Linked DNA regions of Mus musculus: region 1 is linked to region 2. Evidence: chromatin loops called from intact Hi-C (ENCODE). Cell type or tissue: gastrocnemius. All regions are shown on one strand. Each heading gives the region's core, and the rest is flanking DNA. Links, peaks and the distances in the headings are about the cores only. Region 1 has its middle 13 kb from the start of Opn1mw. Region 2 overlaps G6pdx (glucose-6-phosphate dehydrogenase X-linked).

What was found. Peaks named below come from ENCODE experiments on the same cell type or tissue, not always from the same donor. Only the 100,000 strongest peaks of a DNase experiment are listed, where the experiment ranks them.
Region 1: it touches region 2 in a loop (10-fold over the local background); 29 of 42 quality-filtered maps call a loop at or near these places.

Annotation. Positions count from the first base shown.
Region 1 is chrX:74,109,844-74,119,658 of GRCm38, forward strand. No RefSeq gene overlaps it. Among named protein-coding and RNA genes, the nearest start is that of Opn1mw, 13 kb to the right of the region's middle. In gastrocnemius, for the core only: a CTCF peak has its summit at 5,949 (motif pointing right); a DNase peak (open chromatin) is centred at 5,959; H3K4me3 peaks cover 781 bases; H3K27ac peaks cover 894 bases.
Region 2 is chrX:74,408,824-74,418,638 of GRCm38, forward strand. It overlaps G6pdx (glucose-6-phosphate dehydrogenase X-linked), which reads right to left. Exons shown (of 13, transcript NM_008062.3): 3 at 6,293-6,330; 4 at 6,085-6,193; 5 at 5,041-5,258; 6 at 3,496-3,654; 7 at 3,143-3,268; 8 at 2,742-2,835; 9 at 2,435-2,621; 10 at 1,934-2,169; 11 at 1,760-1,836; 12 at 1,574-1,666; 13 at 660-1,474. The coding sequence ends at 1,384. It also overlaps a transcript of Ikbkg not described here. Among named protein-coding and RNA genes, the nearest start is that of G6pdx, 15 kb to the right of the region's middle. In gastrocnemius, for the core only: a CTCF peak has its summit at 4,744 (motif pointing left); a DNase peak (open chromatin) is centred at 4,736.

The sequences.
Region 1 (9,815 bases), core at 1,257-9,256, 300 kb before region 2:
GAAAGAGATGTCTCAGCGGTAAAAAAGCACTGCTGCTCTTCTAGAGACCTGGGTTCAATTCCCAGCACCTACAAAGTGGCTCACAATCATGTAAGTGAAATTCCAGGGAGTCTGACACATTCTTCTAGCCCACAGGCACCAGGTATTTCAGCAGTACACAGGCATACACAAACAGGCAAAACTCCCAAGGTCTATAACTTTAATTTTTTATCTTATTTTTAATGATGGTTCTTAAACATTTTAATCTCTCTTTTAGCCCACCACCCACCAGAATAGTGGAGAAGAAAGGATACAGGGGAAGTGGACCTGTTAAGAAAGGTTCTTTGGAGCAACTCCCATCTATGTTGTCTGGAAATTGACAGTTCAGTTCACAGGTCAGCAGTGGCAGCTGCAAACACCTCACAGATATACTAGTAGTCCAGTTTGGTAGAGTTGGAGTAACAAACAGGAATCAACAGTAATGGTACTACCTAGCAGAGATATCCAGGCCTCAGCCTCAGCACAATTCAGTAGGAGGGATCAGGTGGGAGGCCAGGATAAGTTCTAGGCTGTGCCTCTGTCAGGGAAGCAAAGATCAGCAAAGATGTGAGACCAACAAGTGTAGTAAAGATAGTTCTAAAAGCAAGTCAAGCTCAGCCTCCATCACTGTCTATCGAGTCCTATTTATACCCTCCAAATATCACATGTCCTCCATTGGTCTTGCCTCAGCACATGCCTTGTCTCAACACTGTCTCAGATTACATCACTCTGCCAATCAGCCTGAGTTCGAGGAAGTGGCAAGAAACTGTAGCACACCACCAGAATTTTTTTGGTGCATTTCTCTCTATGGAGTTCCAACAAATGGAGCTCAACTACACAATGTAAGGCAGACAAATACATGTGTGTTGTAAGCAAAGAATCCTTCATTATGTGTCCTTTCATGTGTTTGCTTTAGCAGAACATCATTCCTCCTGTGTCTGCTTCAGTGAAATGTTCCTTCATGAGTCTGCCTTAGCCTTTCACCATTTTGTGAAGCAAGTAAAGGTTTGAAATGCCCTATTTCTTTGTCAATTGTTAAGATGATAATTTAAAAAATGTATATAACTGTTTTGTCTTTGTGTATGTATGTGCACCACATGTGTGCAATACTTCTGGAGGCCAAAAGAAGGCATTGGATCTTTGGAATTGCAGTTTTAGACCATTGTAAGCATCCATGTTGGTGGTAGGAATTGAACCTGGGTCATCTAAAAGATGTTCTTAACCCCTGAAACATCTCTCCAGTCCCTCTCTGTCTAATTTGGATTTATCATCTGTGATCATATTATCCTTCCATGTAGCCTTACCATTATTTTATCTTTGTTACTTTGAGTAATAAATGAATAAATATCTACTTGGACAATATACAAAGAATAAAAATACTTGTGCATACTTGCTATTTTTTTGAGATAGGGTGTTATATATCTCAAGCTGGTCTTGAACTTGCCATACAGACAAGGATGAACCTGTACTTCTGTTTTTTCCAGCCTTCAGTTCCCAAGTGCTGGGATTACAGGTGTGTGCCACCACACCTACTTTATGTGGTTCTGGGGATCAAGCACACTGCTTCATATGTGGTAAGCAAGCACTCAACCCCCTGAGCTACATTTCAGCTCCTGGTTACTTTTCACTTATGCATTCTTAGCACCATCCACACATGTTTTGCTATTACTATATATGTATTTATGTTATAATAATATGTATATATTAACATAAATACATGTAATTGTGTATTAAGTTAAAATGTTCATAAAGCTTCTGTATAATAGAGGTCTGAATGAGTAGAGCTCTTTTAAATAACTAATACAGGCGCTAAAGAGATGACTTAGTAGTTAAGAGCACTCATTGGCTGCTCTTCCAGAGGACCTGGGTTTGATTTCTAGCATCCATATAGTAGCTCACATCCATCTTAACTCCAGTTCTAGGACATCTGATGCCCTCTTCTGACATCCTTGGATACTGTGTGCATGAGGTATACAGACATAGAACAAACACCTATACATATAAAATGAAATGAAATGAAAAAAGTTAAATAACCAATATTGAACATGTGCATGGTAGTGAAATGCCTGTAATCTCAGCATTGGGAAGGTAAAGGCAGGAGGATCAAAGGTTGGTTACATGGTGAATTTGAGGCCAACTCAGACTACACTAGATCCTATCTCAAAATAGCAAATGAATGAATCAGTGAGTGAGTGAACGATCAACATCTTTTATTTTCATATTTTTTAATTGTTTCATTTCTTTTTATTTTTTAAAAATTATTTATTTACTTTCAATTTTTGTGTACACTAATGTTTTGCCTGCATGTATGTCTGTGAGAGGGTGTTGGTTCTCCTGGAACTGGAGCTACAGACAGTTGTGATCTGTCATGTGGGTGCTGGAAATTGAATTTAGGTAGAGAGCAGACAGTGCTCTGAGCCATAAATACTGAGCCATATCTTCCACCCCAATATCTTTTCAATACCAGATATCTACCCAAACCCAGAGGTTTTTATTTTTACTATACAAGGAACTCACAGCACCTCAGTTCTGTCAACAGAGATGCCTGAAAAACCTGGACATGCATACACATATACATATGTATGTATATATATATATACCCATATATGTATGTGTATAAATATATGAACTGTGGCCACTTATAATAAATGGGGTATCAAACTATAAACAAAGGCTAAAGTTTCACTTTCTAGAGGATCTAATTCTTACTCAATTATCACCCTACTGTCCCTATAGGTTGTGATAATATATTGTGAGTCTGTACACTGCCAGCGCCAGGATTTTTTCATTTTCTGGGGCACCTGGCAACTGAGATATTAAATACCTGACCGTGGCAATTTCCTGATACTGGTTCCCCACAAAGCAGTGCCAAAATGAATATAATAGGTCAGCAAGATGGATCAACAAATAAAGTGCTTGCCATAAAAGCCTGATAATATGAATTTGCTCTCTAGAATTGACATAAAAGGTGGAAGGTAAGAACCAAAGATGCCCTCTGACCCTGCCACATGCATACTGTGCATGTATGCATTCACACATGCATCATATTCATACTACTACTACTAACAACAACAACAATAATAATACAAAAATGAATAGCACTGTTGACATTCCAGACATATGGGCATCTTTGTGGTGTGCTGGAATCCTTTGTGTCTATACCAATACCTAGGGCTGTCACTATGGCAATGGAGGAGTCTCACAATGTAGTCTTTCCCAGCACACCGCAAAGATACCCACACGTCTATGTTTACAAGTTTGTTCTCTTGCTTGTTGAGCACATTCAAGCATTTTGCCTGGCCTGAAACTATGTGAACCAGGCTGACCTGAAACTCACAAAGACCTGCTTGCCTCTGTCTCTATAGTGCTGGGATTAAATTTGTGCATTACCATGTTCAGCAACAGTGACTTTGCTTTCAATAGCCAAGTTACAGAATGAACCGAAGTGTCCATTAGCACAGGAATAATAAAGAAAATGTGGTATGTATTCCCAAATGCAGTGTTTATTTAGCCATAAAAAATGAAATTATGTCATTTGAAGGAAAATGAATACAACTGAAGATAAATATGTTAAGTGAAATAAGTCAGACTTGCAAAGATAAATATGTAATTTTCTTCATGTATAGAACCCACATTTAAAAACTTATATGAGACTTGAAAGTGGATAGACTATTTGGGGAGATGACTAGGACTAGTTTATAGGGTACAAGAGAGTAATAAGGGGTGAATATGTTCAATGTGTGTGATAGACAATTTGTAATGCCATCAAGAAGGCTATTATTTTGCATGTCAATATATATACTAGTAAAAAAGAAAAGAAAAGAAAAGTCTTAGCAGAGGATGGCCTTATCTGGCATCAATGGGAGAAAAGGCCCTTGGTCCTGTGAAGGCTTGATACCTTAGTATAGTGGCATGCGAGGGTGGGGAGGTGGGAATGGTGGGTGGATGGGGAGACACCCTCATAGAAGCCGGAGGAGGGGGACAGGATAGTGGGTTTCTGGGGGGGGGCGGAATCAGGAAAGGGGATAACATTTGAAATGTAAATTTAAAAATATCCAGTAAAAGGAAAAGAAAAGAAAAGAAAAGAAAAGAAAAGAAAAGAAAAGAAAAGAAAAGAAAAGCTAGAGTCTGGAGACAATGACTGTGGTTGCAATTTAGACAAATAGGCTGAGCCTCAGAAATCCACAGCACTGGGGATCTAACCCATGGCCTTATACACAATAGGCAAGTGCTCTATCACTGAAGCACATATCCAGCCCACAATCACCTTTGGATGCAGGAATTTGAGTTATAAACATATTAATCTTGGCTTTTATTCAGTCAAACTATAATATGTTTTCAATTGAGCTTAGGTCTGTAGGGGAACTGGGCCAGTCTGGATTGACTCATCTCAAGCACTGCCAAAGATGTGCCATACCAATTCCTGGGGAAATCTTGGCTTTTGATTAAAAAAAAAAAAAGCAGCTATTTGAAACAGTCAAATTATGTGTGGTGGCATATGCCAGTAATCTCTGAACTTGGGATATTGTTAATTTGAAACAGGGTCTCACTCTGTACCCTAGACTTGCTTGAAATTAGTGGCAATCCTTCCTCCTTAGCCTATTAAGTGTTAAGATTATTGTTAATTTTAATTTTGTGTATGCATGTGTGTGAACATGTGTGTTATAAGTTCCCCTGCACATGTGCTTGTGGAATCCAGATTGAATTTAGGTATCTTTCTCTATCACACTCCACTTTATTTTTAAAATATTTTTATTGTTAGTTTTTTATGTGTATGTGTGTTTTGCCTACATATATGTCTGTGAACCACGTGTGTGCTTAGCAGAGGCCAGAAGAGGGCAATGACTAGAGTTATAGATGGTTGTGAGCCATCATGTGGGTACTGGAAATCAAACCCATGTCTTATGGAAAAATAGGCAGTTCTCTTAACCACTAAACCATCTCTCCAGCCACTTTACCTTATTTTTTTTTTAAGGTAGAAGCCTCTCACTGAACCTAGAGCCCTCTTTTCATATGGAGTTTTACATGCATGTGCCACTACTCCAGATGGGTGCTGTGAACTCAGGGACTTATACACAGCGAGCACTTTACCCACTGATCCATACCTCTAGTATCCCATATCCTTTTTAGTTAATCAAAAACAGGTCTCACTGCATATCCCTGGCTATCCTAGAACTCTGTGCAGATCAGGCTGACCTGGAACTCACAGAGATCTACCTGCTTCTCCCTTGTGAGTGCTGTGATTAAAGATGAACCTAGACTCCTTTTATTTTTTAAAACTAAAAAAGCAATGAGGAAAAAAAAAGAAAAAAAAAGGCAATGAGATTTCTGGGTTCAGGAAACAGAAGGAATACAACAAAAATCCTAACGTCTCATATTCTTCTAAAAGCATAAAAAAATACGAGGAGAAAACAAATGAGCCCGTTGGTGGCCCGTGCCTTTTATCCTAGCACTCGGGAGGCAGAGGTAGACAGATTTCTGAGTTCGAGGCCAGCCTGGTCTACAGAGTGAGTTACAGGACAGCCAGGGCTACACAGAGAAACCCTGTGTCAAACAACAACAACAAGAACAACAAAAAGAAAAAAAACAAAACAAAACAAAAAAAGATTCTCTCTCTGCAACTGCCCAATAATTTACAATTTTCAAGAACCCAGGACGCAGACAACTGGCAAACTCCAGATCAGAATGCAGAGTTCAGGAAACCAGAAAAAACAACCACTTCATGCCACTAGGGTGTGACAAGGCAGTAGGAGGTGCTAAGGATCTCAGCGATCCCAGAATGTACTGTGATCCAGTACAGCAAGACATTGCCCAACTGTGCTTGAAAACACCAGCGTGCAGATGAGCTCAGGTCCAGTCAGAAGGCTCAGAGGAGCAAAAGGGAAAGAAAACGAAACTGGGTGGCCATGGGTACGGAAGCCCAAAGAGGTGCTGGGACCAGAAGAGGGCGCCTGAGAACCGAGGAAGCCGCAGATCTATTGAGTTCCCCAGGGCGTACCTGTGCTAAGCTGGCATCTAGGAGACCAAGAATATTCAAGTATCAACAGCGAGAACAAATGCAAAATAAAAGGGGGGGGGGAGGCTGCATTTGCACAAAGGAGAAAAAAGCCCACAAAGTAAGCAGTCTAAGCAGTGACAAGCAGAAGATCTCCAGCAATGGTTCTCCCCCCCCCCTATTTTAAATTGGATATTTTCTTTATTTACATTTCAAATGTTATCCCTTTTCCTGCCCCCCAAACTCCCATACCATCCCCCTCCCCCTGATTCTATGAGGGTGTTCCCCCACCCACCCACTCCCGCCTCCCCACCTTCGCATTCCCCTACACTGGGGCACAGAGCCTTCACAGGACCAAGGGCCTCTCCTCCCACTGATGCCCGACAAGGCCATCCTCTGCTACATAAGCAGCTAGAGCCATGAGTCCCACCATGTGTTTTCTTTGGTTGGTGGTTTAGTCCCAGGGAGCTCTGGGGGATCTGGTTGGTTGATATTGTTGTTCCTCCTATGGGGTTGCAAACCCCTTCAGCTCCTTCAGTCCTTTCTCTAACTCCTCCCTTGGTGACCCTATTGGGGACCCCACGCTCAGTCCAATGGTTGGCAGCAATGGCTTTTAATGTTCTCAGTGATTCACTGTGTTCTTCTTGAGTTCGTGGGTTATTTATTTTTTTATAGATTTATTATTATTATTATTGTTATTATTACTAAGTTATTTATTTATTTTCCACCCTGATTGTAGCTTTCCCTCCCCCTTCTCCTCCCAGTCACTTACTCTCACTTTCCCTCACCCTAATCTACCCTTTCTACTCCTCAGAAAAAGGGAGGTATACCATGTGTCTTAGTCAGGGTTTCTATTCCTGCACAAATATCATGAGCAGGTTGGGGAGGAAAGGGTTTATTCAGCTTACATTTTCCACATTGCCGTTCATCACCAAAGGAAGTCAGGACTGGAACTCAAGCAGGTCAGGAAGCAGGAGCTGATGAAGAAGCCATGGAGGGATGTTCTTTACTGGCTTGCCTCCACTGGCTTGCTCAGCCTGCTCTCTTATAGAACCAAGACTACCAGCCCAGGGATGGTTCCACCCACAAGGGGCCTTTCCCCTTTGATCACTAATTGAGGAAATGCCTTACAGTTGGATCTCATGGAGGCATTTCCTCAACTGAAGCTCCTTTCCCTATGATAACTCCAGCTGTGTCAAGTTGACACAAAACTAGCCAGTACACCATGTCTATATCAACCAGCCTTGGCATATCAAATTGCAGTAGACTAGGCACATCTTCTCCAATTGAGGCTAAACAAGGCAGCCCAGTAGTGGAAAATGATTCCAAAGGCTGGTAACAGAGTCAGAGAAAGCCCCTGTTCCAGTTGTTACAAGTTCCACATAAAGACTACGTTGCACATTTGTTACATATATGCAGAGTACCTAGGTCAATCCCATGCATGCTGTCTGGTTGGTGGATCAGACTCTGTGAGCCCTTATGAGCACAGGTTAGTTGGCTCCTTCAATCCTTCCTTCCCATCTTACACAGGATTGCCCAAGCTCCACTTTATGTTGGGCTGAAGGTCTCTGCACCTGTTTCCATCAGTTGCTGGATGATGCCTCTCTGATGAAGGTTATGCTAGGCTCCTGTCTGCAAGTACAGCAGATATATCATTAACAGTGTCTCATGGCATGAGTCTCAAGCAGTCACTGGTTGTCCCTTCCCTCAAATTCTGCTCCATCTTTTTTACCTCTGCACATCTTGTAGGCAGGACAAATTATGGGTCTAAGGTTTTGTGGGCAAGTTGAGTCCCAATCCCTCCATTGAAAGTCTTGCCTGGTTACAGGACATGGCCAGTTCAGTCTCCATGTCTTCCATTGCTAGGAGTCTTAACTAGAGTCACCCTCATAGATTCCAGTGTCCTAGGTCTCTGGCTGGTCCCAGAGTTTCCTCGCTATTGAAGAATGGATAAAAAAAAGGTGGTGCATTTACACAAGAGAGTATTACTCAGCTGCTAAGAACAATGACATCATGAAATTTGCAGGCAAATGGGTAGAACTAGAAAAGTATAGTTCCCCCCCCCCCACCTGGGGATCCATCCCACATACAGTAGCCAAACCGGGATGCTATCTAGGATGCCGGGAAGTGCTTGCTGACAGGAACCTGATATAGCTGTCTCCTGAGAGGCTCTGTCAGAGCCTGACAAATATAGAGGCAGATGCTCACAGCCAACCATTGGACTGAAGGGACTGAAGGAGCTGAAGGGTTTGCAGCTCCATGAGGGGAGCAACAGTGTCAACCAGTCAGATCCTCTGGAGCTCCTGGGGACTGGACCACCAACCAAGGAGTACACATGGAGCGACCCATGGCTCCAGCCACATATGTGGCAGAGGATGGCCTTGTTGGACATCAATGGGAAGAGCAGCCCTTGGGCCTGAGGGGGGTTGATGCACCAGTGTAGGGGAATGTCAAGGTGACAAGGCAAGAGTGGGTGGGGGATCACCCTCATAGAGGCAGGCAGAGGGGGGAAGGGATACGTGGTTTCCAGAAGGGACACCTGGAAAGGGGATAACATTTGAGATGTAAGTAAAGAAAATATCCAATAAAAGAAAAAAATTGAAAAAACAAAAAGGAAAATATCCTGAGTGAGGTAACACAGACCCAGAAAGACAATATGGTATATACTCACTTATAAGCAGATATTAGGCATAAAGTACAGGATAACCATGCTACAATCCACAGACCCAAAGAAACTAAGTAATAAGGAGGACTCAAGGGAGGACTCTTGAATCTCACGCAGAAGCAGAAATAGATTAAATATCGGGGTGGATGGAAAGAGGGGACTGGATGGGGGAAGGATGGGATGGGAACAGGAGGGATGAGGTGGGGGGATGAAGGGAGAGTGTACTGGAAGAGACAAATGGATTGGGGAATTTATATTTTTCATGGATTCTCTGTGTTTGAATCAATTCTTGTCATATAACTTTTCTGTTTTGTTTTGAATGTGGGTGTCATGCAGCCCAAGATGGCCCCAAACTCACTATGCAGTACTGAACCAGGTCAGAGGAGAGTATCAGGTTCCCTGAAACTGGAATTATAGATGTTTAAGAGCTACCATATGTGTACTGGGAACTGAACCCTGGTCCACTAAAAAAGCAACAAGTGCACTTAACAACTGACCCATGCTTCCAATCCCTATAAATTATTTTTGATATGTAATTTGTCATCATGTTGGCCAGTGGATACACCTTCCCACGGGTCTTTTGTGCTCTTGCCATCAGTTCTGGTGCAACCAAGATGCTTGCAGCTCATCACGCACATGTTTTACTAGGAAATATTCATCTAGTAAAGCAATTTACAAACACATTTAAAAAAGTGAGTTCCTATTAAAATTTCCAATTTCCAGGGTTTTTTTCGTTTTTGTTTTTTTTTTTTTACATTTTTCTCCTTTTTACACTGAAGACCAGGATCTGTGGAACTCATTTCTTATTTTTGTTGTCTTATAATGTGAAAGCTTGTAAACAATACATATATGAAAGGGGGGAAGATTGCTCTGAGTACAGGAACTGCACCCAGCTGAGAGTTCAAAAGAGATCATAAGGCATGGGTATCACCAAGCACAAAGTAGTTAGAAGTGACTCACCTGGCCCAACCCAGCTTTAAGTTCATAACCAAATATAGTGCAATACATTTTGCATTTAGTCTGGCAAAAACAAGACTCACACTCTTGGCTTTATATTTATCCACTAGTTAAAACGAGAATAACTGAACCTGGCAAATGTTAGTGTTATTGTTGTAGACCCACGCTCCCTACCCCCTT
Region 2 (9,815 bases), core at 951-8,950:
TCTTGTCTATGGAACCTTGATGGATGCTCTGGAGGACACTGACCAGAAGTGTAACTGTCAGCTGGGCATGGTGGCGCACACCTTTAATCCCACCACCCGGGAGGCAGAGGCAGGCGGATTTCTGAATTCAAGGCTAGCCTGGTCTACAGAGTGAGTTCCAGGACAGCCAGGGCTATACAGAGAAACCCTGTCTCAAAAAACAAAAAAAACAAAAAACAAAACAAAACAAAAACACAAAAAAAAAAACCCCAAAAAGAAGTGTAACTGTCATGCCTGAAAAGAATAAAAATATTCTATAGTGTGTGATACACACCCTTAAGCCTGGCACTTGGGAGTCAGAAGCAGGTGGAGCTTTGTGATTTCAAAGCCAGCATGAGATGACTGCATGGTATAAAGCAACAGTTATAAAACTTCTCAGTCCTACTGAGCCCTCAGAAGATTTCAAATTAAGAGACTGCTCTAGCATCAGCTTCAGGTGTTTCCTCAAAATATGTAGCCATTGTTGGACTATTTGGACTGTAGCTTCTAAGCAACTCTAGTATATGTTTTATCAGTTCTGTTCTTTTATAGAACCCTGAATAACAAATGTGGGAAGTGGGGAAATAATAGGTCTCTCCTTCATGATCCTGGATGCAAGGAGAAAAGAACAAGGAGACAGGTAAAACTGTTTTGAGGATTTAATGGCAGGGTTGGGATAGGAAAATTCTAGCTGCTGTGCTTGCCTTCCTTTGGTAAGGAGGCTGCCCATAGGTGGGATGAGGTTGACCATGGAGTATGGAATTGGTCAGGGGACATCTAGAGCCCCCAAAATATTGCTAGGCAGCATGAGGTCTCTTCCATCTGGTGAGGAGGAATGTCTAGTAGCACTGAGGCTAGTGTGGCCATGGGCAGGTCCTCTCACATAGGTGTCCTTGACCACTTCCTTCAAGTTTTGAGGAGCTTGCCCATAGCCTCTGGGAAGTCTGGTTTGGTCATTGTCCCTTTGAGGCCTAAGGCTCCTCCCCATTGTTCCTAACTCCTTAAGGAGTCCAGGGGCAGACTGATAGGCATTCTTTCTGCAGCGGCTGGAAGGGAGGTGATTCAGGTCTTGTGGAAAGATGGGTGGCTCAGATAGGGCCAGTGGTGGCCCTGAAACCCTACAATGAGTTTTAAATGCCTGGTATTTGAGGAATGTAGCTGGGTTTACTGGTGGTGGCAGTGGCAGCAGCATAGGACAAAATGGCGGTCCAAGCCCAGGAACTAGAATGTGTATCTAAGGCCTATGGTCCCAAAGTCCTTCCAATATGGGGTCAATAGTCCTAATATAGGGTTAGATGGTGAAAAGGGAAGATGCAGAAAGGGTGGCCAGAAGAGGCAGAGTATAGATGGTGTAACTTCCAGGGCTCAGAGCTTGTGAGGGTTCACCCACTTGTAGGTACCCTCGTACTGGAAGCCCACTCTCTTCATCAGCTCATCTGCCTCTGTGGGGCCGCGGCTGGGAGGTAAAGGAGAGACATGAGTGACCTTTATCCTTGGTATTCCCACTGCCCTGCTTCATTTGGCTTGGCCCTCTTAGCTCCCATCCTTCCCTTACCTGCCATATACATAGGGGATGGGCTGGGGCTTTTCTCGATCAATCTTGTGCAGCAGTGGTGTGAAGATACGCCAGGCTTCCCTGAGTTCATCACTGAAGGGATACAGTGTAGGATGGAGTGGAGGCACACAGGGACAGAGGGAGAAAACCATCCCTCTTGCCTGTGTTAGGCTGGGGGTCCCTCACCTCCGGACAAAGTGCATCTGGCTCCCACAGAAGACATCCAGGATGAGGCGTTCATAGGCATCAGGGAGCTTCACATTCTGCAGGTTTGGGAAAGGGGGATGTTGCTGATACTACTGTACTCAGCCACCCAGGGCCTCCCTTAGGGCTTTGCCCAGATGGTCCTCCCTGTTGAACCTTGTATCTGTTGCCATAAGTTAGATCCAGCTCCGACTCCTCAGGGTTAAAGAACATGCCAGGCTTCTTGGTCATCATCTTGGTGTATACTGCCTCATTGGGCTGCACACGGATGACCAGCTCATTACGCTTGCACTGTTGGTGGAAGATGTCACCTGCCACGTCTCGGAACTGCAGTCTCACTTCAGCTTTGCGTTCATTCAGGGCTTTGCCACAGCGCAGGATGAAGGGTACCCCTAGAGAGCAGGGATGACCTCAGGGACTGGCTTTCCTATCTTGTGCTGTGTGTATATGAGAGAGAGCTCCTGTGTCTGTGTATATGTGTGAATGTGTACACGTGGAATAAGTAATGACTAGGGTCGTTTCCCACTTGTGGTAGCCCTCCTTCTCCAGCATCCCTTACTACTGAATACCATGTATTCATACCATGATCATAACAAGAAGTGTCTCTTTGTGGGCACATTTAACCCTGCCTTGCTGGAACCTAGAAATTTCACCTACCGTCCCACCGTTCATTCTCCACATAGAGGACAGCTGCTGCAAAAGTGGCAGTGGTGGACCCATGGGGTACTGTGGGGTCATCTAAGTATCCATTGGCAGCTTCTCCTTCTCCATTGGGGTTCCCCACATATTGGCCAAGGACCACGTTGTCAGTTTCCACCTCTGAGATACACTTCAACACTTTGACCTGGGAGAGAACCAATGCAGGTAACAGGGAGGATGTAGGACAAGAGCCCAGTGCCTTGTCATAGAATTACTTGTTATGGGGCATGGCTGCTGGGGACCTGGTGGACATGCCTCCACCTACCTTCTCATCACGGACATCATCTGAACCTGTAGTGGCAGGCTTTTCCATGGCCACCAGACACAACATCTGCAGGAGGTGGTTCTGCATAACATCCCTAGTAGCAGAAGAGGCAGATGCTCTAGTCAAGTGCCATTTCCAGGGTGAGGCCAAGGGGATAACTAAGTTCTAGTTGCCCTAGGATTACCAAACAAGGCTTCCTAGTGACAAACTGGAAAACCTTGGTTCCTTACCCCTAGTGTCTTCCCAGTATCCTAAGACAAGTTAGTAGATACTAATCCTAACCCTTTGGGGTTTGGCTAGATGGGAGTTATACCCTTCATGGCTACCCCCAACAGGTCACTTGAACACTAGCCCTCATAGTGTGAAGATGAGCTGAGTTGGGGTAGGATATGGGTTCTTACCTGATGATCCCAAATTCATCAAAATAGCCCCCACGACCCTCAGTACCAAAGGGCTCTTTAAATGTGAGGATCACACAAGCAATGTTGTCTCGATTCCAGATGGGGCCAAAGATCCTGTTGGCAAACCTGTGGGAGGTTCGTTTAGAGGCTAGCATGAGAGACATTTTGGAAGGGTTCATGAATGGATGCTACATTTGGGATTCCACAGTATAGTGGCTGTATCTGAGCTAAGTACCAAGCTTAGTACCCTGGCCAGCATCTAGGAGGAATTTGACTTTGGGGCAGCAGGGCAGGTGGGGTTCCTTATGTTGCCACCCTTGCCCTGGTTCCCTTCCACCCCATCCCCTATGCACCTCAGCACCATGAGATTCTGGACCATCTCTTTGCCCAGGTAGTGGTCAATGCGGTAGATCTGGTCCTCACGGAAAAGAGAGGAGATGTGGTTCGACAGTTGATTGGAGCTCTGTAGGTCTCTCCCGAAGGGCTTCTCCACGATGATGCGGTTCCAGCCTCTGCTTGGAGCCCCCAATCATGTTATTTCCCAAACCTTTCCCAGGAATAGGCCTATGGCCATGTCATTCTGACCCTCACACCAGGGAGCAGGGCTTTCATCTATTGTATTCTCAGGTGACTCAGGGAAGCTCTGCTGGCTACTATTGATCCTTATCCTGAATAGACAGCATCTTAGAAGCTTCCCTGACAACATGGTAGGGACTGGAACAATTCCAGGGATTTTTCCACCTTGGTGCTAGGGTAGCATGACCTTGGGTGGCCTTGTTCCCCACCTCCCAATGCCAGACCCTTAGAGGGTCAGAAGTGGCCCAGCAGCCAACAGGAAAGAAGGACACAGCTTCCTTACTAGTTTTACTTTAATTAGTCTCATGTATCCAAGGTTGGCCAAGAACTTGTTATGTAGTTAAGAATGACCTTAAATTGCTGCTTCTCCTGTTTCCAGCTCCCAAGAGCTGAGATCACAGGTACTGTGCCATCATGTCTGGCTCCCCTCATTGGTTTTATGTTCTTGAAGTCTTATTGTGTTTCTCAGGTTGTTCTGGAATTCCTGGGTTAAAGGGTACTCCTCCCTCATCCCTTCAGTAGCAGGGACTATCGTCATCGCCCAACGCAACTGACTTTAATTGAGTTTACTTATTTTTTAAACTAGCTTTTATTTGTTTTTTTGAGACATATTCTTACTATGAAGACTAGAATGACTTCAAATTCAGTACGTATGTAGCCCAGGCTGGCCTTGACAACATAATAATCCTCCTGCCTCCTGAGTACTGGAATCACAACTGTGTGTCACTACACCCAGCTAAATTTTTTTTTTTTTTGGTTTGAGACAGTCTCACTCTGTATTACAGGTTAGCCTTGAACTCCAAGCAATCCTCTTGCTTCAATCTCCATCATACTGAAATTATTTATGTGTCACCTTGCCCAGATTTCCATAGATTTTAAAAGACCAGGTTTCTTTCTTTGACACTCAGAGTGCTAAACTTGTTTTCTAAATTCAGGAGGAAGAGAAAGATGGTTTGCAGTCAGCAGTGCTCTCTTATGAAACAACACTGCCACCTTGTGGATCTGCTGAGGATTGGGGGTGGGGGAAGGAATTCTCACAATGAGCATCTGTTCTGTGGAGCAACACTGTCATCTTATGGTCCTGGTGGGAAATGTTGCAAGGGGCCACTATTTTGTAGTGAGAGCCTTGGAAGGTAGAAGCTGCCCAGTGTGTGTGTATAGCCTGTTCCTTTTTTTTTGGGGGGGGGGGTATGCTATTCCATATGGACAACACACTAGGGGCATTCATCTTTTCAACTTGCATAGACTGGCTTGACCTGGGGGCTATTTAGAGTAGCAGAAACAGGAACAAACAGACAGGAGTGAAGAAAGACAGGTCTTACGTCTGACTCATGCAGGTCTCTTGAATGTTCTTGGTGACTGCTTCATAGACTGTGGGGGGCAAGGCCAGGTAGAATAGACGGTTGGCCTGCATCCCCTGGTGCAGGGCATTCATGTGGCTGTTGAGGTGCTTATAGGAGGCTGCATCATCATACTGGCCAGCTACATAGGAATTACGGGCAAAGAACTCCTCCAGCTTAGGTCTTTCTTCTGGAGTGGCCTGGGGATACACAGATGAATGTCAACTTCTACTTTTCTCAAGAGTCTACAGTTGTTCTGCCCTAAAGGAATAGAAGATCTCTTTCTCTCTCTGTGCCTACCCCCCTCACTCTCTCAACAATTTCTTGTTCCACAGGTAAGGCGGGTTTTCCTTGAGTCCCTGTCATTGCTCTACAAGCACAGGAGTTTACTTTATCATGGTAACTTTGTGTACCCACAGGCAGAGGGCTAAGGCACATAGCAGGAATATATGCAGGTGGGGCAAATCACTGGCACATTTTTATGTATCCTTGGGGCCCTCATACCTAGAGTAGAAACTGGATTTCAGGAAAGTCTAACCTGAGAAAAAAGAATGATGGAGAAGGTTGTCTCTTCAAAATTACTACAGTAAACTATAGGTGGTGAGAAAATGTCAACATAGTGCAATTACTGTAGAAAAGAGGTACTTGGAAGGGTCCTTTCATCCAGCTACTGGCATGATCCAGTGTGGTACCAGAGCATAGCAGGATGAAGCCAGAGTGGAGCTAGGAGACAGATATGAGGTTGAAGGGACCTTCTTCCTGTCTTTGTTCAAAGGTCAGGAAGAATGTGGCACAATTAAGTAGACACAACTTTTGTGTGGTTGGCAAGGGAAAGCAAGGATGTGAGGTGTCAGAGATTGAGTGTTCTGGGTGGCCCTGCCTGTTAATAAGTCAAATGAGAAAGGAGGGAACTATTGCTTATGATGGAAATGGGGACATGTCTTCTCAAGGGATGCCTGGAGCTAGTCTTGCTGTGGAGTAGAAGAAAGGGCAGCACAAGGCTCCAGGATCCAATGTCACACTCACTTTAAAGAAGGGCTCACTCTGCTTTCGGATGTCGTCCACTGTGAGTCGTGAGCGGGCATAGCCCACAATGAAGGTATCTTCAGGTAGAAGGCCATCCCGGAACAGCCACCTGAGGGTACAATACAGCTGTTTTCAGACTGGCTAGGGAAGGCCAAGGCCTGTACCTGGTAGAGAGTATTTTGGGGGGTAGTGTAGAAATATTACCTACCAGATGGTAGGATAGATCTTCTTCTTGGCCAGGTCACCCTGCAGAAGAAGAAACATGTCAGAAAGAGCTGACACGACCTAGATCATTCCCCACCAGTGGTGATCTTAGTCCTCATTTGGGGTTACCACTCAGCTAGAAATATATCTACTATGCCCTCCCCATATATATCAGAGGATCTCTGAGACTTAAGCCTCTACCAGCCTTGTACCAATACAGATGAGTAGATGACACTGCTGGGTTCAAGATGAAACCCTAGACATCGAATTCATTAGAGCTTAAGGATGATAAAGGCAGCACATAAAAGAAAGACAAAACCTGTGAGGTAAGGCCTCAGATGTCACCGGAGCTAGAAGGCAATGAGATGGTCATTCAATTTGGAAAGTTAGAAAAATAATGGCAGGAAAAGTTTGATGATGCAGAATGAAGTCTTGTCTCTGTAACAAAGGCCAGATTTGGTGGTAATATATTCTCCCAATATTGAGGGAGATACTGTTTCAAAATCACCTCTTCTAAATCAGAATTAAAAAAAAAATAAGGTAGCAGTGAAAAAATTCAATGGAAAAATTGGGCTGGAGAAGATGCTCAGTGATTTTGGAGTAGGCAAGGGTTCTGATTTCCACCCCCACCCTACAAAAACAAACAGAGTAGAAAACTAACAAAAGAGCGCTAGAGGAGAGCTGTGAATTGCTATTTTCTTGATATGACAGGGCTGTGGTACACATGAAGCCACAGTAGCTGTAGTTGCCTGCATGAGATCAAGTTGGCCAGCATGCTGAGTGTGTGTAGTTCACAAGCTGCTACCCCTAGCTAAGGATCTGTTGGAAGATCCACTTCCCATCAGTGGCTGCTAGGGAATATAATTTTTCTTCATGGCCCCTTGGTAATTGCTCAAGGAGTGGATGATGGTTCCATGCTCATGAGAATGTAGGAAGCAATTATTGTACTTAATGGGTTATAACAAAAATAAAAATTGGGTGGGGGATCGGGGAGGTTGTCCAGAGGGGTTGAGAGAGAGAGAATGGAGGGTAGATATGCTTTAAATGCATTGTATACATGTATGAAATTCTCAAAGAATAAATTAAGAGCTATTAAAAAAAACAAGCCAAAATAAAACCAACTTCCCCAAACATCAAACCAAACTAAACAACCAAAACAAGAAAGAAAAGCTGGGCTTCGTGGCACAGGTCTATAATCCCAGTACTTGGGTAGTTGGAGCAGGAGGATCTGGACTTCAAAGTCAGCCTTAGGTATACACCATAAGACCCTTTCCCTATCTCAAACACTACCACCACCACCAAAATCCAAAACAAAACCCAACCCAGCCTAACAAAACCCTAACAAGTTAGAATGAGACAGAGAATTTTGTTTATTTTTTTCAAGATAGAGTTTCTCTGTATAGTCCTGGCTGTCTTCAAATTCATCCTGTAGACAAGGTTGAGCTTAAACTCACAGATATCCACCTGCCTCTGCTTCCGGAGTGCTGGGATTAAATGTGTGTGCCACTACAGCCTAGCTGAGACACAGAATTAAAAATTTTTTTAATTTTATTTTTTTAAGACAGGGCCTTGCCATGTAACCAATGTTGGTACCGTCCACCCTCCATCCCCAAGTCTGGTTTTCTTTGTGTAGCTCTGGTTATCCTGGAAGTTCTGTAGACCAGGCTAGCCTCAAACTCAAGAGAGCTCTACCTGCCTCTGTCTTCCAGTGCTGGGAATAAAGGCCCAGGTTGGTCTTAAATTCAGTATGTAGTCCTGGCTGGCCTCAAACTACAGACAACCCTCTTGTTTCTTTGTAGTGGGATTACAAATGTGTGCCACCATATTCAGCAAGATGGAAAAATGTCTTTAAAAAAAAAAAAAGATCCAACCTAGGATATAATGGAGGAATGGACCTAAGGGGTGGCAATGTACAAAGACAACTCCTGGCCTGAAAAGCATTGCTAATGGCTTCTACCAGAGTCAAGGAAGAGTGAATTCCACTCTGAAGTAAATTTCCCCTGAAGACAGAATAAAGAGGAATACTTCTAAGGGCACTTTGAGAACTTTAGTTCTACAACTTGATGACAAAGGCTGATGTAAAACTCGATTGATTGATTGATTGTTTATTGAGTCAGAGTTTTTCTATATAGTCCTGTAACTCATTTGTCAGCTGGCCTGGCTGTACAGATGAACTGCAGGTTCAATGAGGGTTCCTGTCTCAAAGAATAAAGGTAGCGAGAGCAATGACAAAATCAATCACTGAAAATCACATTAAAAGATTTAAAAATGGGCTGAAGAGATGCTCAGTATTAAGAGACTTGCTGGTTTTGTACAGCGTCCCAAGTTTGGTTTTCAGCATCCATATCAGGCAGCTCACAACTGCTTGTAACTTCAGTTCCAGGGAATTTAATGACATCTTCTGGCCTTTGTGGGTATCCATACACATGTGGCTGACTGGCTGGCAGACAGACACATAAATAAAAAACCATAAATCTTAAAAAAAAATTAGCCAGGTAGTGGTGGTACATGCCTTTAATCTCAGTACTTGGAAGGCAGATGCAGGCGGATCTCTAAGTTTATAGCCAGCCTAGTCCACAGAATGAGTTCCAGGTCAGCTAAGGCTATACAAAGAAACCAAGTCTACAAACAAAAACAAAAACCAATACCCCTCAAAAGAAATTAAATGAAAAATTCTGAAAAAACCATTGTGTGTGTATGGCGCTGGTGACTGAACTCAGGAAATCAAGCATGTTAGGCAAGTGCTCAACTACTGGACTATAGTCCCGTCCTGGCTAGTTTTATGTTAACTTGATACAAGCTAGAGTCACCAGAAAGGAGGCGGCCTCAATTGAGAAAATACTCTCATAAGATCAGCCTGTAGGCAAGCCTGTGGGACATTTTTAAGTGATTGATGTGGGAGGGCCCAGCCCATTGTGGGTGGTACCAACCTTGACTGATGGTCCTGGGTTCTATAAGAAAACAGGCTGAACAAGCCAGTAAGAAATATCCCTCGACGGGCGTGGTGGCGCACGCCTTTAATCCCAGCACTCGGGAGGCAGAGGCAGGTGGATTTCTGAGTTCGAGGCCAGCCTGGTCTACAAAGTGAGCTCCAGGACAGCCAGAGCTATAAAGAGAAACCCTGTCTCGAAAAACCAAAAAAAAAAAAAAAAAAAAAAAAAAAAAAACCAAAAAAAAAAAAACCAAAAAAAAAAAAACAAAAAAAGAAAAAAGAAATATCCCTCTATGCCTCTATGTATCAGCTCCTGCATCCAGGTTCATTTCCTTTCTTCAGTGATGGTCTATGATGTGGAAGTGTAAGCCAAATAAACTGTTTCTTCCTCAACTTGCTTTTGGTCATAGCAATAGAAACCCTAACTAGGACAGTCACAGATCTTATCCCTGGCTGACCTGGAACTTGCTGAGAAGAACAGGATGGCCTCAAATTCACAGAAATCTACCTGTCTCTACTTCCTGGGATTAAAAAGGCATGTACCACCATGTTTGCCTATCTTTTGAGACAGAGTCTCAAAAAGTTACTCAGGTTG